Regions from separate parts of the Homo sapiens genome. Here region 2 is linked to region 1. A link is a loop called in an ENCODE intact Hi-C map of the cell type or tissue named here. Cell type or tissue: Caco-2. All regions are shown on one strand. Links, peaks and the distances in the headings refer to the core of each region. The heading gives the core; the rest is flanking DNA.

The links. Peaks named below come from ENCODE experiments on the same cell type or tissue, not always from the same donor. Only the 100,000 strongest peaks of a DNase experiment are listed, where the experiment ranks them.
Region 2: it touches region 1 in a loop (4-fold over the local background); 1 of 110 quality-filtered maps calls a loop at or near these places.

The regions. Positions count from the first base shown.
Region 1 is chr10:48,444,290-48,459,295 of GRCh38, reverse strand. It overlaps ARHGAP22 (Rho GTPase activating protein 22), which reads left to right. Exons shown (of 10, transcript NM_021226.4): 6 at 4,162-4,294; 7 at 5,135-5,208; 8 at 5,871-5,992; 9 at 8,156-9,035; 10 at 12,677-13,260. The coding sequence ends at 12,905. Among named protein-coding and RNA genes, the nearest start is that of ARHGAP22-IT1, 60 kb to the left of the region's middle. RefSeq lists enhancers at 4,275-5,252, 13,227-14,128 and a silencer at 14,676-14,970. In Caco-2, for the core only: no CTCF peak of the experiment used is centred there; DNase peaks (open chromatin) are centred at 4,055, 4,845, 6,815, 8,045 and 4 weaker places.
Region 2 is chr10:48,375,739-48,390,744 of GRCh38, reverse strand. The region is part of intron 1 of MAPK8 (mitogen-activated protein kinase 8); the gene reads right to left. Among named protein-coding and RNA genes, the nearest start is that of MAPK8, 77 kb to the right of the region's middle. RefSeq lists a silencer at 5,885-6,179. In Caco-2, for the core only: a CTCF peak has its summit at 6,401; no DNase peak of the experiment used is centred there.

The DNA of each region.
Region 1 (15,006 bases), core at 101-8,100:
ATCAATGGCAAGATGGCACAGCAGCTCGGCTCCCCTCCTTTTGGGTTCTGGGGACAGGAGAGCGAGTCTCCTCCATCTGCTCTGGGGCCGGGGCCATGTCCATCCTACCCATCATGGGGGCTTACCCAGGCCCTGGATGCCCCTGGGTGGAGCCAACTATACCCCCAGCCTAGGGCCGTTTGGGGATTCTGTTTCCCCTGACAGTGCCCCCACCCATTATGGGGCAGTTTTTTCATAGAGTTCTCTCTACATCAGGAAAAACTACCCTCCATGGGGCTTATGCCCTGTCTTCTTGGATCTGCCCCAGGATGGGCCCACCAGGACCTGCAGGCAGCCCTGGCCTCCCAGGGCTTCTCCTCTGGGGGCAGAACACTCAGCCCCTCAGCTCTTTCCCAGGCCCGTCACTGCAGCCAGGGGAGGGTGTCAGCTCCTCTCCTTAGATGTGGAGTCCAGGACTGACCACTGTTCCCTAGCGGTGCTCCACCCAGGGAGGTACGGGGGACCCTTCCTCTGGAGCTTTGTGAAGCTCCATCCCAGTGTTGACGCTCAGTGAGCTTGTCGTCCATTCTGAACCTCAGCCAGCCAGGCCTCTTCCATCCTGTGTCTCAGCGTTAGGGTTGCAGATTGCTTCAAATAATGTCACCTGGGTAAGGCCTGGGAGCCGAGACTTTTGGAAGCTCCCCAGGATCAGATGCTCTGCCCTAGTGCCTGATGCTACCTGAGGGGCTTCTGCAGACACAGATCAGACCTTGCCACTCCCCTACTCAAACTCTGCTGGGGCTCCCTGGAGTGGCACAGGCCGTCTGCGCCTCACCCACACTGCCAAGCTTCTCCCATCCTGCTGGGGGGGTCTCCACCTGGGCACACCTGCTCTCCCAAGGTGTGGTTCCTGGCATGCTCAGCCTCCTTTCTCCACCTGGCCTGCCTGCTGAAGCCCCCTTGAGAGGCAGCTGGGCACCCTAGGGTGGGTTCCATGCAGACCTGACTCTCGGCCTCCCAGCAGCCTGGGGCAGCCTTCCCTATGTCTTGGAGGCCCTCCCCTGTCTGCCTTCTCCCTCTCTGGCTGCTTCTACCCTGCTTCTGGAATTGTGTCAGGAGGGCCATCTCCATGGTGGGCATGTTGGCCTTGTCCCTCCACCCCCATCTCAGCAGTGACCCCCATACTGCCACGGTGGCCCTGGGCTTTGGTTTCCTCTCCCTTTAGAAACTCCTCCTGGGGTATCTGAGGCCATCCTTCCCACTTTCTGCCATTTCCATGGCAGCTCCTCTGGCTCTGCAGCTGTACCCACAGAGGGGCCCTCCCCACCCACCCCTGAGGGAGGCCCCCCTTCCCACCCAACCCCAACAGAAGGTCCCCCCTCCCTACCCACCCCCAACAGAGGGTCTCCTCCTCACCCACTTCCAACAGAGGGTCCCGGGATGGAGCTCTCTCCCCAAGGCCATAGCCTGCCTGCCTGCTGGGGTGTTGGCTTCTGTCCTGGCCCCTTCCGCAGGAAGCCCCCTCCTCACTTTCCTGCTCATCTCTATAAGAAGGTCCCCTTTAGCCCCAGGTCCTGGGCTTCTCTTCTGCTAAAGCCTCACCAGGCCTGGAAGCCTCAGTGCCTGGAGCTGTCCCATACTTGCCCCTTCCCAGCACAGTGTCCCCTGGGCACTGGGCTGTCAGTCTCCCGGGTTGCCACCCTGCTGCTGAGCTCTGAGGACAGCCTCCTGTGGGCCGGAGCCTAGGGCTGCATGGACTCCTGGCCGCCAGGCTCTCCTTACTCCCTCAGCTGCTATCCTTTGAGGGAGGGAGCACTGGGAGGCCTAGGGGTGGAGGGGCACCCACATGCATTAGAAATTCTAAGGGGGGTGGGTCTTGACAGATAACAAGTAAACACCAGGGACACCAGTCCCGGGCCTAGTGGTAGGGAACCTCCCAGGGTGCTGCAGATGGCAGGGCTGGGCTGCTCAGGGAGGAGCCCTGCGGACACCCAGGTGGGGTGAAGCAGGCGGCCCGGCTGGGGGGCAGGTCGAGGAAGTGGGGATGGGTGATGAGAAACGGACTCTAGGGGAGTGAGGCGAGTCAGGACCAGGCTGGAGGCATGGCGTGTTCTGCATAGATGCCGGTGTTGGCGTGGGCGGGGGGTTCCCTGGGTACAGAGAGGTGACGAGGAACCTGCAGATGGAGGGTCACCTTGCTGCGGGCTGCACTGACCACCAGGGCCTCTTTGTCCCCAGGGCAGGCACCTCGTCCCCTGACCAGCTGCTGCCCTTTCTGCCCCACCCCTGCCCCCACCCTCCGCCTGCGCTAATGTCGCCGCATGCTGGGAGGCCCACAGGCTGGGGAGGCGCCCACAGGACCACGGGCTGTACAGAGTTCTCCTTGGGTGCTTGTTGGAGGGGGGAAGGGGACAGCAGTTTAGGGAAAAGTCTCAAGAAAAGGCCTGGTGACAGCTGTTGGAGGAAAGGCACTGCAGTGGGGAAGGAGGGAGGGAGGGAGGGAGGGACGAGGAAAGGAAGTAAGAGCTCAGGTACTGAGCGGATAGGGGGTCAGGCAGGGCCAAGCAGCAGGACCCTGCGGGGCAGGGATGCAGCCGGGCAGGTCTGCAGAGGAGGGGTGGCTCTGTGTCCACTCACCCAGGGCAGAAATGCTCCCATCCCCCCAGCTGCAGAAAAGGGGAAGACATACGGGCTGGCTGCCAACCACACTTCCCTGCCTCCTGCCCTTCCCCCAGTCTCTTGCGCTCCACTCAGGCTGCCACTGAAGCCACGGGCTCCCAGTGGGGAAGGGGCCGCTGGGCTCAAGCCTGGGTACCCAGGGCAGTTGGCCAGGAACATGGCCCGGGAGAAGGCCGAGGAGGGTGTGATAGCAGCATGCCTGGCTGGAGATGGAAGGAGGGTGGGATGGGGGCTGCCTGGATCCAGCCAGACCAAGAGTCACTGAGCCTCAGGCAAGGAGGGGCCCCAGGTATATGGATTTGGGGTGCATATGGATACATGGAACCCCAGAATCCCAAATGTCAGGGCCAGAAGGTATTTATCTCAGTGAGCCTAGCCTGGGATTCATCCGGGATCAGGTGATAGCATAATGGCACAGCCACAGTCTCCTGGCCCCGTCTCATCTTTCCTGAGGGAAATGCAGCCCAGGGTTTAAGTCCATGGTTCTAGACAAGCAGATGAACAACCTGGGGCCCATATACGGCTTGGAACGCAAGCTCGGAGGAGATGCCAAGGCTCTCGTTTAGGACCTGAACTGCAGACCCCACACAGGACCCAGGGAAGGACTATGCCAGGCCCATTGCCACCACCATCCACAACTGGTCTACTTCTGCCTTGGCAGCTCCGAGCCAGAGCGGGAGACTGAGGCCTGGAGTGGACTCCTGGGGCACTGGAGAGGGGGTGATGAGCTTAGAAGCCTAGGTGTCACCACTGTGGACAGGAAGAGAGGAAAGGGCCTGACCTCCGACCTGCTCCTGCTGTTGGTCCCCGGATACCTGCTCCCCAACAAGGAGCCAGCAGCCCTGCATTGTGGGCGCCTTTGATGCAGCTCCTCCCACTCCAGCCAAAGTCAAGTGCAGTGGAGAGGGCAAGCTCGGGCTGGGGGTTGGCAGCACCTATGGAGGGCCTGCAGGATAGCTGTTCCTACCGCAGAGCAGGCAGCTCCCACATCGTCTTGCAGGGGACCTTGGGATGGCCACCAGGCCTGTGGAAGGGGCTCCCTGGCCCATGTCCCAGGGCCCTCCCCTGTGCAACCTGACCTGCATCACACTTGATTCCTCTGGCCCAGGGCAGCTGCTAGGGTGGAGCAGCTGTGCCCTGCAGGGCCCTGTGGCTTCACAGTTCCTGGAGTCCTACGCAGTCTACGCAGGACAGGTTCTGGACGGACTGACACAGACATGAGACTCAGGGATTCTGAGCAGGTGCCTAGGCATGATGGGTGGTCCCTGAGCTGGAGCTCCTGGCCATGGATACTTAGTCGTCCCTGCCCCAGCTCTATCCACTGCTCCCAGAAGCAGCACTGGCCTTTCCTTGACCAGGGCAGCTGGCCGCAGATGCAGCCCCCAGTGCGCCCAAGAATGCACCTGAGACCAGAGGCTGCCCCTTGGCGTCAGGGCGTACCAGTCACCCCTGAAGTCCCCTGGCATCCCAGGCCTCACACACCTGTCCTCTTCCCCCCCACAGCACAACAGACGTGCACACGGTGGCCTCCCTGCTGAAGCTGTACCTGCGGGAGCTCCCCGAGCCCGTGGTCCCCTTCGCCAGGTACGAGGACTTCCTCAGCTGCGCCCAGCTGCTCACCAAGGACGAGGGGGAGGTCAGTGGCTCCTGGGGATAGCTCCTGGGAGATGGGCTGGCTGGGTGGCAGCCTGTAGACTCAGGACACAGACTCTGACTTTTCATGAATTTTCATGGCACATGGATCCTGTGGAGGCCTGCTGTGTTGGGGGTGTGGTGGGGGCCTGGAGCATCCTGCTTGGGTGGGGGAGGGGCCAGGGCATCCTGCTCAGGTCGGGGAGGGCTGGGGAATCCTGCTGTCTGGAGCCATACCTGTCTGCGGCCTTGGTCCCTGGGAGGGGTGGGTCCGGTGTGCCCAGCTCTGGCTGTCACACCAGTAGGTGCTCACACTCCCCACACCCGACTCAGGCCACTCAGGCCCGTCACAGGCTCAGAAACCAGGACATCTTTTATTTATATCTTGCTTCCTTCCCAAAAGAATTTGAGCTGGCTCCCAGGACAGATGAGCCAGCCCTCCCGTCCCCACCCGTGCAGGTGCTGGTCTGCAGCCCCAGGTGGCTCAGGGCCAGGGAAGGACTGTTTGCCTTCCCTGCGGCCATGTGGGAGATGAGGGCTCACTATCTGGCAAATATTTGTGTCTTGATAAGTGAGCTGAGTGCTGGCCCTGACATTCCTCCACGGGCCCTGTAGAGGCTCACCCCTCACACCAGCTCCTTGGAAGCAAGTTAGCTTCCCAGGAGGTCACAGCTGGGCCCTGGCCACTCCTTGAGGGGAGGTGGAGGTGGTGGAGCCCTCTGGTCTGTTGGGGCTGGGCTGCCGTAGCCCCCACCTCCCTTCTCTTTGCCCACCCCTCCTCGCAGTCAGAGAACAGTCAGGGCCCTCATTGCCGGTGTTTGAAATTCTGTTCTTCATTCCTAAGGGCACTCTGGAGTTGGCTAAACAAGTGAGCAACCTTCCTCAGGCAAATTACAACCTGCTCAGATACATCTGCAAGTAAGCGGCTTGGCAGGAGGGAACCACACTTTCCTGCACTGGCTCCACGCTCCCCCAACCCCACAGCGAGACACGCAACTCTTCCTTGTCAGAGGGGGGCCCGGGTCATTCCCCACCCTGCACAGCCTCAACCCAGCGTGGACGAAGCAGGGAGTGGAAAAGCACAGACCCTGAGTTCACGAAGCTTACAGTCCCATGGGAGCAGCTGGTTTTAAACAGACCTGGGTAGATAATTCCAGAAGGGACATACCCTCTGTCCCTCCTGGGTGCCTCTTGCCATCCTGTCCCCCCGGCATCTGCCCCTTGACCCCAACCCTTCATGTATCCCCATCCTAGACACTGAGAAGGGGAATGCAGGGGCGGCGCTGACTGGGGTCTGGGACTTCCCAGAATTTGTGCCCACTACAATTTGCAGAGTCTTGTCCTCCTTTCACACAAATAGCGGTGGGCCCTTGTCCCAGTGACTTTTACTTCTGATGGCCCTCTTGGGCCCCAGGGGAAGCCTTCCCTCATCGAGCCTGGCAGAGGCAGGCTACACCCAGTGGGCAAAAGCCCACAGGCAGCAGGGCTCAGCAGGGGTGTGGCGGTGCGTCCAGGCCGCACACAGGAGACTGGGCATCACAACTTGCTTCTTTGATGACTGCTGCTTCCTTACTTTGCAGGTTTCTGGATGAAGTTCAGGCATACTCAAATGTCAACAAGATGAGTGTCCAGAATCTGGCAACCGTTTTTGGACCTAACATTCTGCGGCCACAGGTAGAGGACCCAGTAACCATCATGGAAGGTAAGTGGGAGGTGTACCTGGTGGCCCTGGGTGCTGCCGGGGTCTGGGCTCATCTTGGTCCACGGCAAGTCCTTGGAACCATCCCAGCCCAGGGCCAGGCCAGCAGGAGGGGTGGCTCAGGTGGCACATCTCCATCTCTGGGGACTTGGCAGGAACTTCTGCAGACCTCACCCCCGACCCCCATGAGGTTCAGCTATAAGATAAAAAAGGAACTTTGCCCTGCGATGGGCAGCAGCAGGTCACTGGGTGCAATTAGAATAGCCAGGGGTTTCTGTGGATGGAAGAGGCTGGAGGGATGGGAGAGGTCAGCACTTTTGCCCTTGAACACAGACATGTTTGCTTTTCTTTTACAATTAAGCAATTGTCATAGGTTCCTGGATGTCAGCTTTGCAAACCCTGGAGAATTTCTCTATGATAAATAACAATAAGTGATTAAAAATAGCAGCAACAGCAGCCGCTTTCAGTAAGCTTCTACCAAGTGCTTTGTTTGTATCATCTCATTTCAGGCTTTACAACCAGCCTGTGCTGTGGTAATCGCCCCCACTTTACAGATGAGGAAACTGAGGCCAAGAGAGGCGAGGGGACTCACCAGAGGCCAGTCAGCCAGACTTAGCAAAGGGCACAGGTGTAGGCTGCCATAGAAAAGACAGCCCACCTCATAGGGCCCATGGAACACTGTCCCCAGTGGAGTATGCATGAGAGACGTGCTGCTCAGACAGGAAGCCCACAGCTGAGGCTGTTCTTGCCCTTATCCCATGTTGAGGGACGTGGCGGAGTGCTTTTGCTCAAGTCCGCACTTTGGTCAGCCCTGGCTGGGTCTCCCACCCCAGGGCCCCTTGAGGCCAGGAAAACACAAGCTCCTACCTGCCTGGTGGTACAGATGCTTGAGGGAGGAGGCCTGCCCTGCCTGCTTCATGGAGTTCCTGCTTCACCTAGGTTCTTGGCCTCAGAATTCCTTCCTTGACTTCTTCCAGGATTCCTAGTCAACTTCAGTGGGAGAGTCCACCCTGGCACTCAGCCCTCCCTCCTACCGGGGGACCTCCTAGCGTCGGGCCTTTGTGGTGAGGGTGGCAGGAGGGAATGAGGCAGCTGGATAGATGCCCTGGTCCTTCCTGCACTGCCCACCTCCGCTGCAGGCCCCCACCCCACCACCGTAGGAACTGAGTCCCCAGGACTGGGGGCTGCATCTCAGGGGCCTTGGCCTAGACACGGGGGATTGTGTGTGTGCGAGATTATATGTATGTGGGATTCTGGGGGGTGAGCAGGGTGCACTATGTGTGCAGTTGTGTATGGGGGAATTTGGGGAGGCTGCGGAGGGTGCATTGTGTGTGCAATTGTGTGTGGCGGATTTTGGGCAGTGGGTGGGGTTCATTGTGCGATTCTGTATGGGGGGATTTGGGGAGGCTGGGTAGGGGATTTGTGTGTTCACTTGTGTGTGTGTAGGGGCTTTGGGGAAACTGGGTAGAGTGCATTGTGTGTGTAATTTTATGTGTGTGGGATTTTCGGGAGTGGGCATTGTATGTGCGATTGTGTGTTGGGGGATTTGGGGAGGCTGGGTGGGTGCATTGTCCAGTTGTGTGTGTGTGTGGGACTTTGGGGGTGGATGGGGTGCATTGTACGTGTGATTGTGGGGGGTATTTTAGGGGGTGGGCGGGGTGCATTGTGTGTGCAATTGTATGTGTGTGCCCCCACACAGGAAAGATGGCTCTATTCCCTGTCCCAGAGCCCTATGCTCCCAGAGTGTGGACATTCAGGCATGGCAGTTGTCAGCAGCACAGAGGGGTGACGTGGGGCAGCCGAGAGAGTTCTGGCATCTCAGGTCCCAGGTTCCAGTTCCAACCTGCCACCTGCTCACCGTGCAGCCTTGGTGCCTGCTTCCTCACCCCACCCCAGCTGGAGGGCGTGAGCGCAGGCACAGTGCTTCCTCCCTGCTTGCGGCTCTGTGCCTGAGGAAGGCGGTTCTGCGGCCCCATCCTGCTGTCCTGCCTGGAGTTGGAGGGTGTGTGGTCCTTTCCTCTGGGCGGATGAAGGCTCCCTTGAGGGGCGGCCTGGCTCTGGGGACAGGGCCAGCTCCCACGAAGCTGCAGCTTCTCCATGACTGGCAGAGCGAGCCTGGGCCGAGTGGCTGGCAGCAAGGCCCTTCTCCGCCTCTCTTCCCGGCAGGCACTTCCCTCGTCCAGCACCTGATGACCGTCCTCATCCGCAAACACAGCCAGCTCTTCACGGCACCGGTCCCGGAAGGGCCCACCTCCCCGCGCGGGGGCCTGCAATGCGCAGTGGGGTGGGGCTCCGAGGAGGTCACCAGGGACAGCCAAGGAGAGCCCGGCGGCCCCGGCCTGCCCGCGCACAGGACCTCTTCCCTGGACGGGGCGGCCGTGGCGGTGCTCTCCAGAACAGCCCCCACGGGGCCGGGGAGCCGGTGCAGCCCTGGGAAGAAGGTGCAGACCCTGCCCAGTTGGAAGTCCTCCTTCCGGCAGCCGAGGTCCCTATCGGGAAGCCCGAAGGGGGGCGGCTCATCCCTGGAGGTGCCCATCATCTCCTCCGGCGGGAACTGGCTTATGAACGGGCTGTCCTCCCTGCGCGGACACCGCCGGGCCTCGTCGGGAGACCGGCTCAAGGACTCGGGCTCCGTGCAGAGACTCTCCACCTACGACAATGTGCCCGCGCCGGGCCTGGTCCCCGGCATACCCAGCGTGGCCAGTATGGCGTGGTCCGGGGCCTCGTCCAGCGAGTCGTCGGTGGGGGGCTCACTCAGCAGCTGCACGGCCTGCCGCGCCAGCGACTCGTCTGCCCGCAGTTCCCTGCACACCGACTGGGCCCTGGAGCCCTCCCCGCTCCCCAGCAGCAGCGAGGACCCCAAGTCCCTGGACCTGGACCACAGCATGGACGAGGCGGGCGCGGGTGCCAGCAACAGCGAGCCCAGCGAGCCGGACAGCCCCACCCGGGAACACGCGCGCCGCTCCGAGGCCTTACAGGGGCTGGTCACTGAGCTCAGGGCCGAGCTGTGCCGCCAGCGGACTGAGTACGAGAGGAGTGTGAAAAGGTAACTTGCTGCCCCGTGGAGCCTCCTGTGACGGGGCGGAGCCTGCAGGGAGAGCCGTGCTCTTGGCACATGGGCGTCGGCCCCTAACCTCTGGGCCGCTGGCCCTGGAAGCCAGCCTCAGAGAGGGGAATCCTAGCTCTGGGAAAGCCCTAGGACTGGCAGACTTGGCACACAGTCAGTCTGGCACGCAGTCAGTCTGGCACGCAGTCAGCGCTGCAGAGGCCTGCTGACTCCACGCAAGTGGGAATGCCTGCCCAGCCTGCCGGGGACCTTTGCTGCAGGGGTGGAAACAGAGTCAGTGTGCAGTCTGCAGCCAGGGAGGGGGCGGCCCCTGGAGGCAGGTCCCAGGCTTGTCCCAGTACAAGGGCTCATAGCCTGGATGCTGAGTGCCAGGAAGTGCCCAGGCCCCAGGTCAGCCAGGCTGGAAGTGAGGACCCCTTCCTTGATGGGATCAGAATCCAGTTTCCCTGCTGAACCAAGCCCTCGTGTCCGCCCTTGTCACAGGATGGTTGTGCTGCACCCTGAGGCTTACAATCTCACTAACAGAGGGCCAGAGTTCCAGCCTCCCATGAGGACCGGGGTTGCCCTCTGCAGTGAGGAACCTCAGCTCCTGGAGACCAGGTTCTCCAGCGCAGGGCGTTTCCCTCAGCATCTCAGACTCCTTGGTCCCTCTGGCTGCAGGTCCCCGTTAGCTGGCCGACCTGTTCACCTGGGTCCCACCCACTAGCAGGGAATTCCTTTATCCATTAGAGGCAGTGGATGGAGGTGGAAGGCATTCCTGCTGCCCACTCTGAGCCTGTGATTTCCACTGGGAGCTGGAATGGCAGCCCTTGCCCTTTTGCTCTGCTGACAGCTGTTCCCTGGGTGATGGAGAGTGCCAGGCATGTACAGGCACCATGTCTGCAAAAGGAAGAGAAGGAGAGGGACCTTGAGGGCAGAGGCCTCTGCCATGGGGGAAGTCACAGCAGGCAGTGCCTGAGCCAGGGCTGGAAGGACCCATAGGATGGAGCCGAGAAAGGAAATAGCATCAGTAGAACCCAAGGGCCTCCAGAAATATAGTAGAAGATGCTATCTGCTGCAGATGAGCTCACAGACCAAACTACAGGGTACATGGGAACTCTTACCATACAGAAGGCTGTCCATGCAGAAGGCTGGGCTGGACCAGCTGCGCCAGTTGTGTGCTGAGTGCCTGGAGCTCCTCTGGCCTGCTCTGAGGCCTGGTTTCTCAAGGGAGATGCAGGGCTCTTTGACTCCAGGTCAGACTACTTGGATTCTAGTCCCAGCTCCACCAGGGATTGGCTGAGTGTCCCTGGCAGGATCTTTGGGCCCCAGTGACCTCACCCATTTGTCCTGAGTATTAAGTGACTCACAGTGGATGAGAGCGCTCGGGAAACTTTGCTGCTCGCATTGACTCCTGCCTGGTGGCTGGAGGTAAGATGAGGTTCCCAGAGGAAAAGGGATAGCAGTGGTAGCCCTTGTGGAGGGACTGTACTCGCTAGCAGAGTGGTCTGGGTCGTTGTCTTGGTTAGAGGGAGGGTCTAGAGTGAGGAAGGTCTCTGAGCACAGGAAGGAAGGTGAGGGCATTAGCACCTGTCCTGTCCAGCAGGTGATTGGGGAATGTGTGTCCTGTTCTCTGGAAGTATGGGCCATCGGGTGGGGGGTGGGGTGAGGCTGGCCTTGTCCTGGCTCCCAGGACTCTGGTCAGAGCCCCTCCCCAGGGCCCTGCTGGGAAGTCAGCCTTCCTTCGTGCATTCCCAAAAGAGAACCTGTTTTCTGTGAAGTACCAGATGCTGTGCAGGTGGCCACAGTTGGGGTGAAAACTGATCAAAATCTCTGTCCCCATTCTTATTTGGGTTGCAGGGAGACAAAGACCATAAGCACGATACATTTTTAAAAATACACGGTGTGTTAAAAGGGAGATGAAGGAGGGGAACATAGAGCAGCATGGAGGGGAGCGGAGAGGAGCCTCAGGGTAGAAGGTTGGAGGGCCCTGGGAAGGAGACCCCAGAGCTGCAGCCAGCACTGACCCCAAGACCCCTGTAGTGGGGGAGAGTCAGGGGCTGGGGACTGGAGATGTGTGGGGAGGGGGCAATGGGTGGGGCCTTTTGGCCTGGGCAATGCTCTGGTTTTTCGTGGAGTGAGATGAGAATGAAGTGAGAAGCCGCTGGAGGGTCTTGGCACATTGGGCACTTTGACAGGTGCACCTGGGTGCCATGCCGAGCAGAGCTTGCCAGGGGACAAGGGCAGAACAGACCAGTTAGGAGGTGTGGGGGTCTAGGCCTGACCTATGGGGGGTGTGGCCCTATGGGGCAGCAGGTGGAGGTGGGGGAAGCGGCCAGGTGCTGAGCATATTTTGAAGGTAGAGCCAAAAGGTTTTGCTAACTGATCAGATATGGGACCGAGAAAAAGAATGGACTTAGGGGAGGACATCATTGTTCAGCTGAGCAGCTGAGGGAAGGTGTTCACCAAGAGTGCACCAGGGCTGCGGAAGAGTGGTCTGGAGATGAGGGTCAGGACCCTTTAAGTCAGAGATGCTGATGAAATGGTGCAGGGTCATCAGCGTGTAGTTGGGGCTTGGAGTCTTGAGCCTGACAGAGAAGGAAGAGGGGAGGTCCAGGCCCGAGCCAGGGGCAGCAGTGGGGAGGTGGGTGGCTTCTCTCTGACAGCTGTCTGTGATCCTGGTAGGGAGGGCTCAGGCCATGCTTCAAGCTCAGTGATGAGGATGGAGGCTTCGTTTTGGTGGGTTGAGGAATCCGTGTTTATTCATCATGCACCACGTACCAGGTGCTGTGCTGGCCCCTGGCATGTTCCAGTCCATGGTTACCAGTGCTCTGAGGAGCAGTTACCCTCTGCATTTCACTGTGGCTTGTGTCCTGTCCACAGCCATGTGGCTCAGAGGTCACCAGGCTGGGCATTAAAATCCAGCATATGTTCCCAGGGGCTGGGCTCAGGTGTGTCCCTTCGGAAAGACAGAAGCTGGTTGTCTGGTCAAAAAGATGGCCATGCCAACCTTGGCACACTGCAGCATGAGCCTGCATGGAAGCGTGTGGTATAGGCTCTGGTGGCACAGAGGAGCACCATTGTGACCTGCTGGGGAGGATCACAGGAAGTAGCATCATGGAGGGGGCGCTTGAGCTGAACATGACGGGAGAGCAGGAAGGGAAGTGACTACCCCACAGGATCTTCTGTGGGTCACCACGTGTGGCTGGATCATGGGGACAGTGTGGGGAGCTGCAGGGAGCTGTGGGAGGGGAGGCCACAGCACAGGAGCAAAGGCCAGGGGACAGTCCGAGTCCCAACCCTCCCCATGCAGGGGCCTGTACTGTTCCTACCAGCTGGCAGGGATCCCATACTGCACTGGAGGGGCAAATGCGGACCCAGGGAGGCACCGAAGGCATGGATCATTGTGTTGGCATTTCGGGATCACAGGCCCAGAGGAGCTAGGGGAGCTATGGCAGGGGGCAATTTGCTCATGGGTGAAGTACTGGGGTTCTTGTGAGGAGCAGATGAGCCAGGGTTTCCTCCTGCCGCCATGGCTTGGCCTGACCCCTCAACCCACAGTGAGCACAAGCATGGTATACCCATGGGACAGTGAACCTGGCCCGCAGAGTCTCAAACAGCATCTCTCCTTGACTTTTCAGAATCGAAGAAGGGAGTGCTGACCTGAGAAAACGAATGTCCCGGTTAGAAGAAGAACTGGACCAGGAAAAGAAAAAATACATCATGCTGGAAATAAAGCTGCGGAACTCTGAACGGGCGCGGGAGGATGCGGAGAGGAGGAACCAGCTGTTGCAGAGGGAAATGGAGGAGTTTTTTTCGACCCTAGGAAGCTTGACTGTTGGGGCAAAAGGTGCCAGGGCCCCAAAGTAAAAGGAATGGCAGAGCTCACTTCTGTACCACGTCTGCTGGTCTCCAGCCTTGTATGGAGTTAGAAGCGTCTGTATCTCTGGAGCAGCCAGGCGCTCTGGAGCCAGCTGGAGAGAGAGAGATCCTGATACCTCTGTGGGGACTGTGGGGACTTTTGGGACCCCACACACTCCAGGTGGGATCAGATGCTGCTCCAACCATGCAGTTCCTGGTGAGGGTCAGAAGGGGACGGTACCAAGAGTAGCGCTTAGCCCTTACCCAGGAAATATCCTTCATGGCCACAGAAATGGAGGGCGCCCAGGATCCAGGCAGCCACCGGGAACAGTCAGCTTTCTTTATTAAATGTGCTCACAAAGCATGGTGCCTTGTTACCTGGCTCATTTTTCATGCCTCGCAATACAGGACACAATACAGGACCACTCCTGTTTCTCCAAGGGCTAGGAGCCCCCTGAGGTATGCCCCTGGGTGGAATAGCACAGGCATTGTGAAGTGGGACGTGAAGCCCCCCAAGGGGCAACAGCCTTGTGCTTTCAGCTGTCTCGTCTGCATGTTCCAGGTGGGATGCCTTTCTTTACTCCCCCCCGCCCCGTAGCCATCTGGACCTCTGCAGCTAGTTTCTGTCTTGGGAGGTCCCCTGGGCTTTCCACCATGGCCCTAGCTCTGCTCCAGGGCCAGAGCCTGAGTGGGCACCCAGCACAGATGCTGTGCTTGGGCGAGGTGTGGGCAAGTGTGGCCACTCTACAGGAGGGCTGAGCCAAGGCCATGGGAAACGTCTGTTCACCGTACTCCAGGTGCCTATGCCTCACTCTGGGCGCCTGCCCAGCTCCCTTCCAGCCCCCGCTTCCCTGCTGTTCACCCCCCTACTCTGGCTTATCCACAGACTTGAAGGCTCCATTAGGGCAAATCCCTCCAGAAAGCCTTTCCCACCCACAGGGCACCCAGGCCAGGCCCAGCTGGAGCTCCTGGACTGTGCTTCAGGAGGCAGCACAGCAGCGCCTCTGGGACCAGCAGTGTCAGACCACTGTCTTCACCTGCTCCCCTCACGGTGTCCTGATGTGTGGCTGGCCCCTTGCTGCCCCTGAGCAGTAACCTGCAGGGGTTTGTTCAGGGAGCAGTGGTCACCAGAGCGCCCAGTTTCTGACCACAGCCTCTAGAAATGTCACTCAGGCCCAACGAGCTCCATCTAGAGTCAGGTATAAATGTTGCCCACATCTGATGCTTTAAATGCCAGGGGCTCAGTGCTCCCAGGAAATGCTGGCTTCCTGCCAGGAAGGCAGGCCCGCAGGGTGAGGCAGGCAGGGCAGCTCCCACAGTGTGGCCAGCTACCCATTGTCTCCAGGCAGCTACCAGGGGCTCGTCCACCAGGAGGCGGGCACCTGCTCAGGGCCCTCAGCAGCATCAAGGTCTGGATGCCGGAGCTCAGGAGGGGCTGGGGAGAGTGGCGTCTGTCTTTGCTCGGCCACTGACACGCGAGCCAGCCGTCTGGGTGATGGGATTTTTCCCTGGTGTTGAGATGCTACCCTCCCCTCTACTCAAGGAGAGAGAAGAGAATAGGAGGTGACTTTGAGTCCTCACAGCAATGCAGTGAAGTAGAAAATTGGCCCTATTATCCATATTCAGAGGAGAAACGGAGGCTTGGAGAAATTGGGTGGGAACAGCAGTGCGTCCTGATGACCCTGTTGAGTTTTCTCGCCACAGCTATGGAATTCTGCTGATTTTTGACCTGGAGAGAAAATGCCACCAGGCTATCAAAGGAGCAGAGGAGACTGAAATGGGTTTCCCATGATGAAAGGAAGCTTGTCTGTCTGTCTCAACCATTAATCCTGGCAAAGGCTTAGGCTCCTGCTGAGTCCCCAGTAGGGATAGGAGCTCATGAATGCCTGAGCCACATCTGCCACCTGTTGGCTAAGTAGGATCTGCAAATGGCATTCTTATCTCAAAATGAATTGGCATGATTATTCAGTTCTGTTCTCCAATCTCTGTGTAACCAGCACTGGGCATCTTATCTGTAAAACATCTGACTTGACTGTCAGGCACACTGAGTGACAGAGGCTGACCTGTCGCGGGGGCTCTAGTATCCCCACCACTACCCACTTCTCTCAAT
Region 2 (15,006 bases), core at 3,150-11,149, 72 kb after region 1:
AAAGGGGGGCGGCTATATTAGGTTTTTATGACTCAAGGTTTATTTCTGTGATATCTTTATATATCAGGCTGACCGCCCCCGCTCCGCCCCGTCCATAAAATGGCTAGGCTGTCAAGCCTGAATGTAGAAACACACAGGTTAAACTAGTTACATAAAACATACTTAAGGAGAAAAGAATAAGTTCAATGCAACCATATAGCCAGACTTTAGAGACCCTGGAAAATAATTCAGGTAATACAACAAGGTTCAGAATTTAAGACAGCTGTAATCATCAGGCAATCCTGGCAATAAGTCACTGAGGTAACTTAGAGCCTATCTATTTTTACTTAACCTGGTTCTTTGGCTACCAATAGACCTATCTATGACAGTTAATTTTATGCATCAACTTGCCTAGGACACAGGGTGCCCATATATTTGGTTAAACATTATTCTGGGTGTTTCTGTGAAGGTGTTTTGGATAATTTTAACATTTATATAAATAAACAGACTGAGTAAAGCTGACTGCACTCTGTGATGTGGGTGGGCCTCATTCAATCAGTAGAAGCCCTGAATAAAACAAAAAGTATGAATAAGTGGGAACTCTTCCTGCCTGCCTTGAGCTTGGACATTGGTGTTTTCCTGCCTTTAGACTCAAACTGAAACATCAGCTCTTCCTAGATCTTGAGCCTACTGGCCTTTGGACTGAAACTACATTCGGTGTTCTGGTTCTCAGGCCTTTGGACTCAAACTGGTGCTACACCATCAGCTATCCAGGGTCTTCAGCTTGCAAGCTGCAGATCTTGGGACCTATGAACCTCCATACCCACATGAACTAATTCCGTATAATAAATCTCTTAATACAGCTCCTCAGAGATGCCTTACTTGACTAGCCTATCTAAATTCCCCTTTAAGCACACTCTCTCCCCTCAACCCACTTCATTTTTCTTCATATCACTTACCATTGCTAACATTCTAGTACATGGTTATTATCTGTCCCACTCAAACCCAAGTTCCATGAAAGCATGAATTTTGTTCTGTTCATGAATAAATCACCAGTGCCTTGAGTAGTACCTGGCTAACAGCAGACATTCAAAAAAGTGTTGAATGAACCAATGAACAAGTGAACAAACTGTTATTTTAAATTCCCATTATGAATTGCCTGTCTTTCTCCTCTCAAGGAGTAGTTTACAGGAGAGAAAGAGAAAGAGAAAGATGATTAATCTTGTTATTGCTGTTTATGCAGTTTTCATACCAGGCCACTTCATAAGCCATTAGCCTTGAGCCAGAGGCTTGCCCTGGTCTAATCAGTTATGGACAAAGTGGCAGAACCACATGTTACAGGATCCGCTGAGTAAGTGCTTCTTCAAGAGGCAGATAATAACCTTTAAGGTGAGTGCTCATAGTGAGCACTATGAGGTTAGCTCTAACGAATGAAGTCTCACTACTTTCAGAATATAGTAAGAATTTCTTGGCCTCAACCCTAACTCACATCATTTTCCTAAAAGAGTAATAAGCTTAAATTTAACCTCACTCCTTATTAGCCCTCAACTGGCCTTTAGATCAGATCTCAGCTGCCACCATACAAATGCATCTATTTCAGTTCTAGGTATTCTCAAAGTTCATTTTTCAACTATATTTTAAGTAATTAATACAGAAATACCACTATGTCCTGCACTAAGAAGGCCTATTCCAACAACAGACTTGTCTACAATTTAACCAAAAGTAGTAGAAACAATATGTGAAATATAGGGTGCATCCTAGGGTACTCTCCCCTTCCTCCTTTCCCCCCAAAAAACTATGGCTGACTAGCCATTTATGTCTCTCCGGACATACACTTTTCTTCTTTCCTTAGGAGACTGCCTACTAAGTGGTGTGAATGAAGTGCCCAATCTTGGACTTTACGGTTCCTCCTCTATACTAAGGTAGTAGAGCCATATGAAGAGTAAGCCAGCCTAGGTCTGAGCATTGTACTACAGGGCCCAGACTGAGACAGCCTATGTTTCAGTCACTGCTGACACTAGCACCAAATAAAGAAAACCAGAATTTTACTCCCATTCTCACCTGGGCATATTATTAAAGAGAAATTATTTTGTAATCTCACAATTGAGATTATATACTGAAGAAACAGATAAGAGTGTGGGTTATCTTCTTAAAACTGGGGGGAACATGCTAGAAAAGAAAAAGCTCTAGAAAGAGAATGTCTCATTGGTAAGTTTCCAGTTAACTGTCCCATTTTTATCCTCTTAAAGGGGTTTTTACATTGATTCCCACAGCAACCACCAGCCTAGAGGGGCATACTACTTCCCTCTCTTTCTACTTTAGTTGAATGAAGGACTTGATACCAAATCTCTTCCTTTGCCTCCTTTGAGATGAGTAACATCTTAAAAGTGATGTTACTAAAATACTAAAGCAAAAGAAAAGGGAAATAATGAAAACTACAATAAAACAAAGTTTTATCATAAACCTACTTAATGGCTAACCTTAGAATTTAGCCAACTGATTTCAGAAGCTATCTCACAGAAAGGTGAGGCTAACGAGCTCCTGAAATTCCCACAACAAATACACGATTAGTAAGAATTAAGATTCTAGAGTTTATTATTAAAACAAAATGAAGTAAAGCTGGCAGGCAAGAAGGAACATTTTAGAATTCCCTACCTATACCATGTTTAAAGCTGAATGAATATACAACACCTGTATACTTTCCTTTTGCCTTTCAGTCTAGCTTAGTCACTCTCCAATTTAAATGTGTGTAAGAATTAATGCTCAAGAGTGTATATGTACACAAAAGATTTCATATTGGCTTTTATGAGTTGAGGAACTTTCAAGGGTGATTCTGACTTTGGCTTTACACACTAACTTTAGACTCGAGCCCAGAGTGCACAAAATTCCACTCTTCCAAATAATCCACAAAACTGACATAGTCAAAATTACCCCGAAAATCTCCTTAAATCATAATGTAACATTTAGTACAATAACATTCAGGGCCATGATTTTATTTAAAGTATTTACACTACATATGACATGCTCATCTGACGGGAGACATGTACAAACTAAGAGAGAACAGCAGATTCTCATCTGCAAGGGCATAAGCTTCCTAGGATGGGCAGAATTGTCTGTACTACTGAAACTGTCATTTTATCTGTCAAGACAGGTACAGCTGGATATTCAAAAGTTAAATTCATGTATAATAAAATGTCACTACCATAAGCAGTTTAAAAATGAGGCTTCCAGGAAGAGGTTATAATCTTATAAAAATATATAATCTTATAAAATCTTACACAATTTTATAAAAATTAATCTGAGCTCTTTCCAGATGATTCCCCTCCATATTTAGGATTCTTCTTTCTCCTTCTCCCTTTTCTGTACTACTCGCTTATAAAGAAGAGGTTACAGTTCTACTCCCACAGACCCTCCGTAATAGAGGGCAAATCCTTTAAGCATCAGTATAATTAGCATGTTTCTTTAGTTGCCCATGAGTCCAGAAAAAAATTATTACAGCCAAGAGACAACTTTGTTTGCCCTGGCCACTTAACTGTTCTTTCTAGCAGGTATACTAATCATACCTAGTTTGCCCTCTCTTCTAGGAGAATCTGACCCCCACCCACAAAGGGGAGAAAGAGGCCTGGTTTGTAGTTCTGCAATTGGGTTTTTAAAGACCTATTCATAAAATAGATTTAATTCTTAATTGGGCTTATTTGAGTAGGTTTACTACATTCTAACCACAAAATGATGCTAAGACAGAAACTGTCTCAACAAGAAACTGTCCCTTAACAATTTCTACATTTTGAGGAGGGTGGATTTAGCTAAATAGCGCCAGACACATGAAATCAGTAAGCTAATTCAGAACTTGTTTCCAAGTCATTCAGACATTCAAGTTATTTATTAAAGATCTCAAGACTTTACAGCCATATCCTTGGCAGTAAAGTAAGTACATGTTTCTGGCTACTTTAAAATATATATATTTCAATGGAGATGAGGTCTTGCTATATGGCCCACTGGCCTTGAACTCCTTGGTCTCAAGCAATCCTCCTGCCTTGGCCTCCGAAAGTAATGGGATTACAGATGTGAGCCACCGTGCCTGGCCATTTTTGGCTACTGTTTAAACAATAACAAATATAAGTAACGGAAATGATATGGGTATGATATTACCATAACACTTCAGTGAGCTGGTATCCAAGATTCTAAAATTACTTTGTACTCAAAATGGTAAACATTTCAAAATATTCCAAAGTTGGCTTCTGGGCTTGCTCAACTGCATGTAGATTATTAGTGTCAGTAAAGCAACGTCAATTTTCACAAGGACATTCAACTGAATAAATAGGTCATCTACTTTGTAAGAATATACTATTTCCCAAGGTACTCAAAAGCTATTTTAATTTTAAATCTAAGAAAAATTGATACCCATAAATTTCCATAAAATTTTTATGAGGTTTTACACAAGAAAGAATGCTGAGTTTTAAAGGCACCTTTGTACAGTGTACTACTTGGGTTAAATCTTTGCCTATCCAAAAAAATTGGTTACATACTGAAAAATCTCATTCCTTGAGAAGACCCGAATGCCTGACATTTTCTTCTAACTTTTGCCAAATCTTTCACTAATAAGACTCCCAGGCTCATAAAAGAAAATGCTGATCACATTCAACCACCACGAGACAATTCCTAAAACTGCAAATTAAGAATAGCAAATGAGAAGTGTCCCAGATGCATTTTACAGATAATTTTTTTCATATTAGTTGATACCACATATACTTATTGCTAGTTTATCTTGCTAGCAACGTAATTATGATCAGATTTTTTTTTAACGCTAGGTAGTTTTTAGAAAAAAAGATTCCATGGCAAATGGCTTTCTGTAATTAAATGTGCCTGCCCCCAGCAGAAAAAAATAAAATTCACTGAATTTCAGAGTATGTTACAAATGATCTCAAAATCTAAAAGCTCAGCAAGATGGGGCAAAAACTACTATTTCCATTTGATTATGATAACCAAATATGACAAATCTAAGTTGAAGACTTGCAAGACAAGTAAAAAGTTTAATTGTCCAGCTAATGAACCTGTATCAATCTCTAGAAATAGCTTGAATTTTATGCTCTATCTCATCTTCAAGTTGTCCTTCACTGGATAAGGCCTAAAGCCTGGCTAATTAAAAAAAAAACTCATTTTTTACTACCAACAAAGTAACAACAAAGACCAGAAACTAAAAACAAAAATTTTTTTCTGTATAAATCTGTGCCAGACACTAAGTATTTCTCGTCTAATCATCTCTTCCTCTACAAAAGGGATTTACGATTTTCTGGAGTGGTTCAATAACATACATATGGGAAAAGTTCCTGAAACCATTTGAAGGCAATTTAAACATAACATGACTGCCTGACATGCTAGGTAGCAGAAGTGATAATAAAAATAGCTTGTTTTTTTGTGGTTTGGGTTTTTTGATTCATGAATGTCAGCAATGTTAACTAAACATGAGGGTTATGAAAAACAAAACAAAAAAAACTTTTGCTCTATGGAATTCGAGCCCCTTTAAATTATCAGGCCCAGAGAGGCATTTTAAATGTACAGTAGTCATGTCTCACTACCCCTTGAGCTAAATAATTACCTCTTGAAGCCACATGCTATGGAAGCTCTAGACTAACTGACCCCAAGTAGTCATAAAATGCCATATACACTATAGTTCAACAATGTATAGACAATAAATAACCAATGTTATTTCTGTAAACCAACAAGAATTCCTGATGAATACCTTTTTGCAATCAATCCCTTTCCTGATTCATCCTTTTTTTCTCTAAAAATATGAGCCTCTCTTCTGTTCTCTGGAGCACTCCCCAAGACCACTTGGAAGTGTGTCCTAGGCTGCAGTCCTCAACCTTGGCCCAAATACATTATCTGTATTAACTATGCCTCATTTTCTTCCCTTTAGGTTGACATTTCTGGCACTGTGAGCAGGATTCACAGTAAGCCACCCTTAGCCATTCCTGGACTTGGCACCTGGCCAACTATGAAACTCTCATGTTCTTCCAATTCCAAGATAAATTATTGGACAAAAGTCCTACTAATAATCTGGACCTATACCACTCTTTGGTTGAAGGTGTACATTTTATTTGGGCTGTTCTTTCAAACCCTTCTTTTTTAGAAGAGGTCTTTAACCTAGGGGTAACCCTTCAGGCTTGCTTCTTTATCAGAGCTATCCATGCTGAGTCCACACATATATTATGCTTTTTTTGCCCTTTTTCTTAATGGGCTTTCCCAGCTGAACTCAGTAATTTTTAAGCTAACAAAAGTGAACATAAAAAGACCACCCATTCAACAAAATCAGTGTCCAAAATACAGCTTTCTGTCATTTAGTTGGCTATTTATAAAAGAAATTTACATCTACAAAAGAAATCTTCATTTGTAAGGGTCTTTACCTCACTGTACCTGGAGAGGGAGTGCTGAGTCACTAGAAACTTACCATTGGCTTACATTTACATAAGTCTTTGGTGAAGGTGCTTTTCAGGCCATCTTGTCTTTTTATTTTTTGAGACTGTCTCGCTCTGTCGCCCAGGCTGGAGTGCACTAGCGTGATCTCGGCTCACTGCAACCTCTGACTCTCCGGCTCAAGCGATTCTTCTGCCTCACCCTCCCACGCAGCTGGGATTACAGGTGCCCGCTACCACACCTGGCTAATTTTTGTATTTTTAGTAGAGACGGGATCTCATCATGTTGGCCAGGCTAGTCTCACTGACCTCAAGTGATCCACCTGCCTTGGCCTCCCAAAGTGCTGGGATTGCAGGCATGAGCCACGGCACTGGGCCAGGCCATCTTGTCTTAACTGGCTTTTACCTACATCCTTCTTCCTTGGATTTCAGCTCTGGACTTTTGAGTTATATATTTTTTCTACATATTTCATGTTAAGTGTCATCCCTTTAGAAGAACCTAACAACTACTTAGGGCAATAAAATGGGTAACTGGAAAATTAATAGTCTAAAAGAGAGAAATGTATTTAAATTTGGAACAAAAGGAGCAAACAGTGCAACTAAAAAATGAGAATGAAACTACTGAGATTATAAAAATACAGATCTAACAACTTTTTTTTTTCAAAACCAGGACTAATGAATGGCACTGATGATATCCTTTAATGCCCAGCTGGAGTTCACAGTACCTTGGAGAGATAAATCTTATCATGTGTTTGAAATGTTAACATGCAGGGAATTAGCCAAGCAGCATTCCAGCTGAGATAAGATCTAAAACAGAGTTAAAATTCTTTAGAACAACAAAAAATTCCTTTCTTTGGTTAATATCTTTAGCTTAGGAGAGAAACATTTACAAGAATTTGAATATTTTCAATTATTACAATATTAATATGACTCTTGACCCTTTAGGGTACCCATTTGTTACTGATCCTTTTCCCTTCCATGAACAGCTTTTGATTTCCTGTCTTCTTCTGTCTGCCATCAGCTGAAACCCTAGAGAGTACAGTCAAGCAAAAATGTGGATTTGCACCTTATTTGTGGCTACCAAGACTTTCATTATTTAAACTGTCTTTGGGGTGGTTCTGGATCTTGTGAGGGCTTGCTTTGCACCTCTTTGGAGATGGCTTGTGCATCCTTGGTCAAGTCATAAAAATTTTTCTTAAGGCTTATTGGTTTTGGTGAGTCACTTGGAAAGGTACCCTTGGTTAAAAAGAAAAAAAAAGTCAAAAGCCAGGAATATTGGCTGTTTATTCCAGCTAAAATCTGTTAAGAAACTTGAAAATATTTTTTTTTCTTTGAAAGAGGTCTATAGCCAGAAATTAGCTTAATTAAAAGCTGACATTCAGGCTATCTATATATATATACATATATATATACACATAGCTATATATATATACATATATATATATACACATAGCTATATATATACACATAGCTAGCCTGAATGTGTATATATGTATATATACACACAGCTGTATATATATAGCTAGCCTGAGTCATATATATAATATATATTATATATAAGTATATATAAAGATATATAATATATAAAAAATATATAAAATATTTTTTTTTTGTAGAAGAAAGGCCTTTATGTTTTACTCTTTTGGATTCTGTTAACATGATTTTTGCCAAAGATAACGTAAAATTGAATTGGCCTTTTGGAAAGCTTAAATTCTCTGTGCTTGAAATATAAATTTGCTACTTGTTATTTAAAACTTGGTAAGGGCTTCAGGCATATACAATAAACTTGAACTTGTTCTATTTATGAACTTTGAATCCAATGTCCTTTTAAAATAGCGAGTTTTACTTGTCTCATGGCTAGAATTTTTATATCAAAGCTATGAAATCTTCACTTATGTTTGTATTTTTATGTATATATGTGTACAGATCTGTTTGTATATTGTTTACATGGTACCAAACTGACAAATTAATGCTCATAGCTTAATAATCCCAAATATTTTTCAAGTTAATGTGATTTTAGTAATCTTTGAGAAATAAAATTAGCTTTTTAATTGTTGGTAAAATAAAATTAGAATGTCTTCAGACTTGTCAGTTTTAAACACAATCAGACATTTTTGCCTGGGTCTGCTGGTCAGAAAGGTTTAGGCTTTCTCTACTAGATGTCTGAAGCTCATAAAACTATTGCTTCTGTGATATGTTTGATGCTTATTTGACTTGTCTGTGAGCTTATGTATTAGACTCATTAGATTCTGGGCTCTAACAAGTGAGGACTGCAGACATATGTGGTACTCCCTCTGGCCTGGCTGTTGTCTCCTGGCTATGGTGGGAAGAGTCAGACATTATCTTCACAGTTCTGTCCTCTGTCCTGGGCTCCATTATGGGTGTGTAAAATCAGGACTCAGATAGGCCCTGCCCCTTCATAATCATACTTGGGTGCCACGTGGGTAGTTGCGACTCAGTATGACTGAGGAAGACATTAGGAAGGGTATCTGTGTTGCAGTTTCAAAATTCTTTTCAGTAGTTTAAAGTTTTGAAGTCATGTTAGGTTTAATAAAGTAATAGATAATCATAAAATGTTTGAGTCATTTCTACATACATTAAGATACAAAAACATTAATTATTAGATATGTTTTAGTTTAGTTTACATAATTTGGTATTTTGTTTTTACATGGTATAAAAAAGCTAAATATATTTAGATCTGTTAATAATCTTTAGATCTGTTAATAAACAAAAAAGTAGGCATCAATTATATTTTATAGAAATATCTTTCTACGAAACCATGAAATGATTTGTCTACAAATACAGACATAAACCAGTTAACTACTACTTACTTTCTAGGTTTTTCACTTGAAATTAGAACTACTAAGAGTTAAAATCGTAGTTAATATATGTAATTAAAAGTACTAGATACATGGGAAACACTCTTGTATGCAAAGTATACAATGAAAGTAGGATGTGTTTTTGGTGAAGAAAGTTATAAAAAAGAGAGGAGGGTGTGAGTTTTGCTAAAGGAAAAGTAATTTTGCCTAGTTTAGAGGTTAAAGATTGTTTCAAAATTTACATGATATAGCTAAAACTAAAAAGTTGGAGAAAGAAAAAATAAAATTGTAAGAGTTTATAAAAGATTCATGAAAATCTTATCTGGTCAAAGCTGACTGGGATCAGATGGATCTGTTTATTGTAAGATTTTATTAAAATTAGGTTTAATATTAATAATATACTGATACAAAGGTAGGATTTCGTTTTCTCTTTTGAACAAGATTTTCAGGTAGTGTTAACAGGAGATAGTAAAAGGTTTTGTTTACTTTTGAGTAAACTACAAAAGAAAAGGAGGGAGAGAGAGATTTTCTTGAGCTCATGCTGCCTTTATTAGGTCTTATTTGGAAAAGTGAGTCTTTGATGGAGTCTTACTCTTTGATACAGTCTCCTCAAACTTACTCTTTGATGGAGTCTCCTGCTAATCAAAGAGCACAGGTTTTGACTTTTTAAAAATCACTGACTTATCACTTTGTTTAAATGACTGTTTTACAATGACCTGTGATCCTATTTTAACACTGAGCATTTCAAACCTTTCTTATCTTGATATCTGTTTAATTTACATTTATTTATTTATTTTTTTTAGATGGGAGCCCTGCTCTGTCGCCCATGCTGGAGCGCACTGGCGTGATCTTGGCTCACTGCAACCTCCTCCTCCTGGGTTCAAGTGATTCTCTTGCCTCAGCCTCCCAAGTAGCTCACATTCAGGTGCATGCCACCACGCCCGGCTAATTTTTTTGTACTTTTAGTAGATATGGGGTTTCACCATGTTAGCTAGGCTGGTCTCGAACCCCTGACCTCAGGTGATCTGCCTGCCTCAGCCTCCCAAAGTGCTGGGATTACAGGTGTCAGCCACCACGCCCGGCCATATCTAGTGTTTTAAACCTTTGATATCTGATACAGTTCCCCCAAATCAAATTTCAAACATGGAAAGCACTGTCAGACAAGAAATAGTGTTCAGCTTTCTTTGAGTTACAGTTGTATTGATATGTGTTCCAAAATTGTATGCAATTCCTAAACATCTGATATGCCTTGGTATATGCAGTAAACTGTTTTATTCTCATGTCTTTTTTTTGAGACGGAGTCTCGCTCTGTTGCCCAGGGTGGAGTACAATGGCATGATCTCAGCTCACTGCAACATCCGCCTCCCAGGTTCAAGTGATTCTCCTGCCTCAGCCTCCCGGGTAGCTGGGATTACAGGTGCGCACCACCATGCCCGGCTAATTTTTGTATTTTTATTAAAGACGGTGTTTCATCATGTTGGTCAGGCTGGTCTCGAACTACTGACCTCATGATCCGCTCACCTCAGCCTCCCAAAGTGCTGGGATTACAGGCGTGAGCCACTGCATCTAGTCTGTTTTTTTTTTTTTTTTTTTTTAAGAGCTTTGTTTCCCTCCAAATCCTAAAATGTGTGTCTTCAAAGAAATTCGTGGAAAGGACTTTGAATACGAGTTTGTACCATATTCAAGTATTCTTGAATACAGGTTTCAGATAACTATGGAGATGATACCATTGGACTAGGTAAAAATTTCCAAAATTCGAATAAAAAACTGATGTGTTAATGAAGATTGCTAAGCCAACATGAAACAGAACAGGAATTAATTACATGGGACTGAACTGATAGAGGACTGAAATGATTTTTTAATCACTTTTTGTTTGAAACATTGTTGATTCTTCTCATATTTGTTTTGCCAGAGTCCACATTTTTTTTGAGCCATTTATAGCTCATAGCAATTAGGTAAAGTATACTTTTGTGGGGAAAAGTGAAACATTTACCTTCCTCTTTACCTGATTTTCTCCAGAATTTGGGAACTATTTGTGAATATTCTTATTTTATGACATTTATGACAATATAGTTGTTTGTATAAGTGCAATATTTTCTTTGTTTTGTAAGAGGACGCATTGGAGACACTGGTTATTGTACCAAGGTTTAACTGGAACAGCATATGATCAAACTACTTTGAGGAATTAAGGTTGACTTTATAGAGCCAATAAAAAGCCCCTTGGAAAGACTTGACCTAATAAGTTGTCTATACTGTTCCCTTACAAGAATCCTGACTTGCGGTATGTAAAGAATGTCACTTTCTGAGAGTTTCAGGAATATCAAAATATTTTGGGACTTCAAGAAGAGAAGAATTCACCAAACTGTGAAAGTATTACAGGCACAGGCTGATGGTTAATCCCTGGCTTGACTTCTTAGACTTGAGAAGTTTCCAAAAGTCTAATCCAAAATTTCTAACGAAAAAGTTTCAGGCAAAGCCAACTAGTCTATATGACCAATCACTACTCTTGCTGCACTTTATGCAAATAAATCAGGCCAAGTATAATAACTCTAAAACTTTTTTTGCAAATAAATTGGTCTATTTCTCTTCGGTAGAAAAGAGGCACTGGATGGGTGTAGTGGCTTGTGCCTGTAAGCCCAGCTACTCACGGCTGAGGTGGAGGATCACTTGAGCCCAGGAATTCAAGGCTGCAATGAGCTATAATCATGCCACTGCACAACAGCCTGAGTGACAGAGTGAGATTGTTACTAAAGAAAAAATTTCTAAGTATAAATGTATACATTTTATATATATATAATTATGTATTTTAAAAAAATAAAAGGGAGACTAGAGACAGAAAAATCACGTTTCATAAGAAAACTATAACACACCTGTTATTAGATTCTAGCCTGACCATTGTTTTTGAGTTTTCTTATTTGTCTACCACTTGGACTAAATCCTGAATTATTTCCTGGCTACAACCAGTCTGTAAAGAAGAACCAGGTTTTAATTTTTTTCAAGATTTTGTTGTTGGCTCCCTAATGAATAGGTTCTTTTTTCATTCTGACATGTAAATTCACTTTTTGATTGTAGTCAATGTGTGCATTATATTTCTGCAATACAAATTCTTAACTGTTATGTATCTCTCATTGTTTTACTTTGGAGGAAACTAAAATCATGGGATTCCAAAGACTAGGGATGATTCAACAAGCAATGACTTACATAAATCAATGACTTAACTGAGGTCTCATTTCTGCCACTCTGTGATGCCATCCTAAGTCAGCTTTTGGGAACTCTTAAAATTCCTCACTGAGACATTTCCTCCTCCCTCATCAACATGGGACAGCACTACCTGGGAGTGAGACTTCCTGGTGACAAGGGACATCATGACACTTAGATTTTGATTAACAATGCTTTCGAGAAGAAAGATTTTTGACCACAAGGAGTAAAGGTTGCGGAGGGAGGGGGGAAGAAAAGCTTTTTATCTAAGGAATATGGGCCTAAGTTATCAGTCCCAAAAAGGTATTTAAAATCTAACAGCAGTCATGCCTCATTCTCCCTTGAGGTAAATAATTACCCCTTGAAGCCACTTGCTATTCAAGCTCTAGACTAACTGACCTCAAGAAGACATAAAATGCCACACACCTTACAATTTAACAATGTATAGAAAATCATTAACCAATGTTATTTCTGTAAACCAATTAGAATTCCTGATAAGCAACTTTTGTAGTCACTCCCTCCCTATTCATCTTTTATTTATTTTTCAAACAATTTAGTTTATTTATTTCTCATATAATAGTCCAGAGTTAAGTGGGAGAGCCACAGAGAAAAGGCAACTCTATTTCATGAAGTTATCCAAGGACCCAGGTTCCTTTTATCCTGTTGCTCTGTCACCTCCTAGGGAGTTACTGCCCATGTGGTGGGCAATAACGTATCTCTTCTCCAATCCAGGGGAGGGGTGGAAAGAAGACAAGGGTGAGCATCTTCTCTTCTGAGGATATGACTTGCAAGCTACACAATTCCTTCTGCGCAAATTAGCTTGGCTCACACACCACAGTCACATCTTACCGCAAAGTAGCCATGTACCCAACTAAAAGTTGAAGGGTTCAATTGACCAAGAGCAGTGAGGGAGTGGATATCTGGATATAGTGATCAGTCTTTCTACCACGGGTCCAAGAAATGTATTTTTTTTTTAAATTATACTTTAAGTTCTGGGGTACATGTGCAGAATGTGCAGGTCTGTTACATAGGTATACATGTGCCATGGTGGTTTGCTGCACCCATCAACACGTCATCTACATTAGGTATTTCTCCTAATGCTATCCCTCCCCCAAACCCCTGACAGGCCCTGGTGTGTGATGTTCCCCTCCCTGTGTCCATGTGTTCCCATTGTTCAACTCCCACTTAGAAGTGGCAACATGCGGTGTTTGGTTTTCTGTTCTTTTGTTAGTTTGCTGAGAATCATGGTTTCCAGCTTCACCCATGTCCCTGCAAAGGACATGAACTCATCCTTTTTATGGCTGTGGAGTATTCCATGATGTATATGTGCCACATTCTCTTTATCCAGTCTATCACTGTTGGGCATTTGGGTTGGTTCCCAGTCATTGCTATTGTGGACAGTGACACAATAAACATACATGTGCATGTGTCTTTATAGTAGAATGATTTATAATCCTTTGGGTATGTAACCAGTAATGGGATTGCTGGGTCAAATAGTATTTCTAGCTCTAGATCCTTGAGGAATTGCCACACTGTCTTCCACAATGGTTGAACTAATTTACACTCCCACCAACAGTGCAAAAGTGTTCCTATTTCTCCAGCATCTGTTTCCTGATTTTTTAATGATTGCCATTCTAACTGGAGTGAGATGGTATCTCATTGTGGTTTCTGATTTGCATTTCTCTAATGACCAGTGATGATGAGCATTTTTTCATATGTTTGTTGGCTGCATAAATGTCTTCTTTTGAGAAGTGTCTCTTCATATGCTTCGCCTGCTTTTTGATGGGGTTGCTTTTTTCTTGTAAATTTGTTTAAGTTCTTTGTAGATTCTGGATATTAGCGCTTTGTCAGATGGATAGATTGCAAAAATTTTCTCCCATTCTGTAGGCTGCTTGTTCACTCTGATGATAGTTTCTTTTGCTGTGCAGAAACTCTTTAATCAGATACCATTTATCAATTTTGGCTTTTGTTGCAATTGCTTTTGGTGATTTAGTCATGAAATCTTTGCCCATGCCTATGTCCTGAATGGTACTGCCTAGGTTTTCCTCTAGGATTTTTATGGTTTTAGGTCTTACATTTAAGTCTTTAATCCATCTTGAGTTAATTTTTGTATAAGGTGTAAGGAAGGAATCCAGTTTCAGCTTTCTGCATATGGCTAGCCAGTTTTCCCAACACCATCTATTAAACAGGGAATCCTTTCCCCACTGCTTGTTTTTGTAGGTTTGTCAAAGATCATATGGTTGTAGACGTGTGGTGTTATTTCTGAGGCTGCTGTTCTGTTCCATTGGTCTATATATCTGTTTTGGTATCAGTACCATACTGTTTTAGTTACTGTAGCCTTGTAGTATAGTTTGAAGTCAGGTAGCATGATGCCTCCAATTTTGTTCTTTTTGCTTAGGATTGTCTTGGCTATGTGGGCTCTATTTTGGTTCCATATGAAATTTAAAGTAGTTTCTTCTAATTCTGTGAAGAAAGTCAATGGTACTTTGATGGGGATATCAATGAATCTACAAATTATTTTGGGCAGTATGGCCATTTTCATGATACTGATTCTTCCTATCCATGGGCATGGAATGTTTTTCCATTTGTTTGTGTCC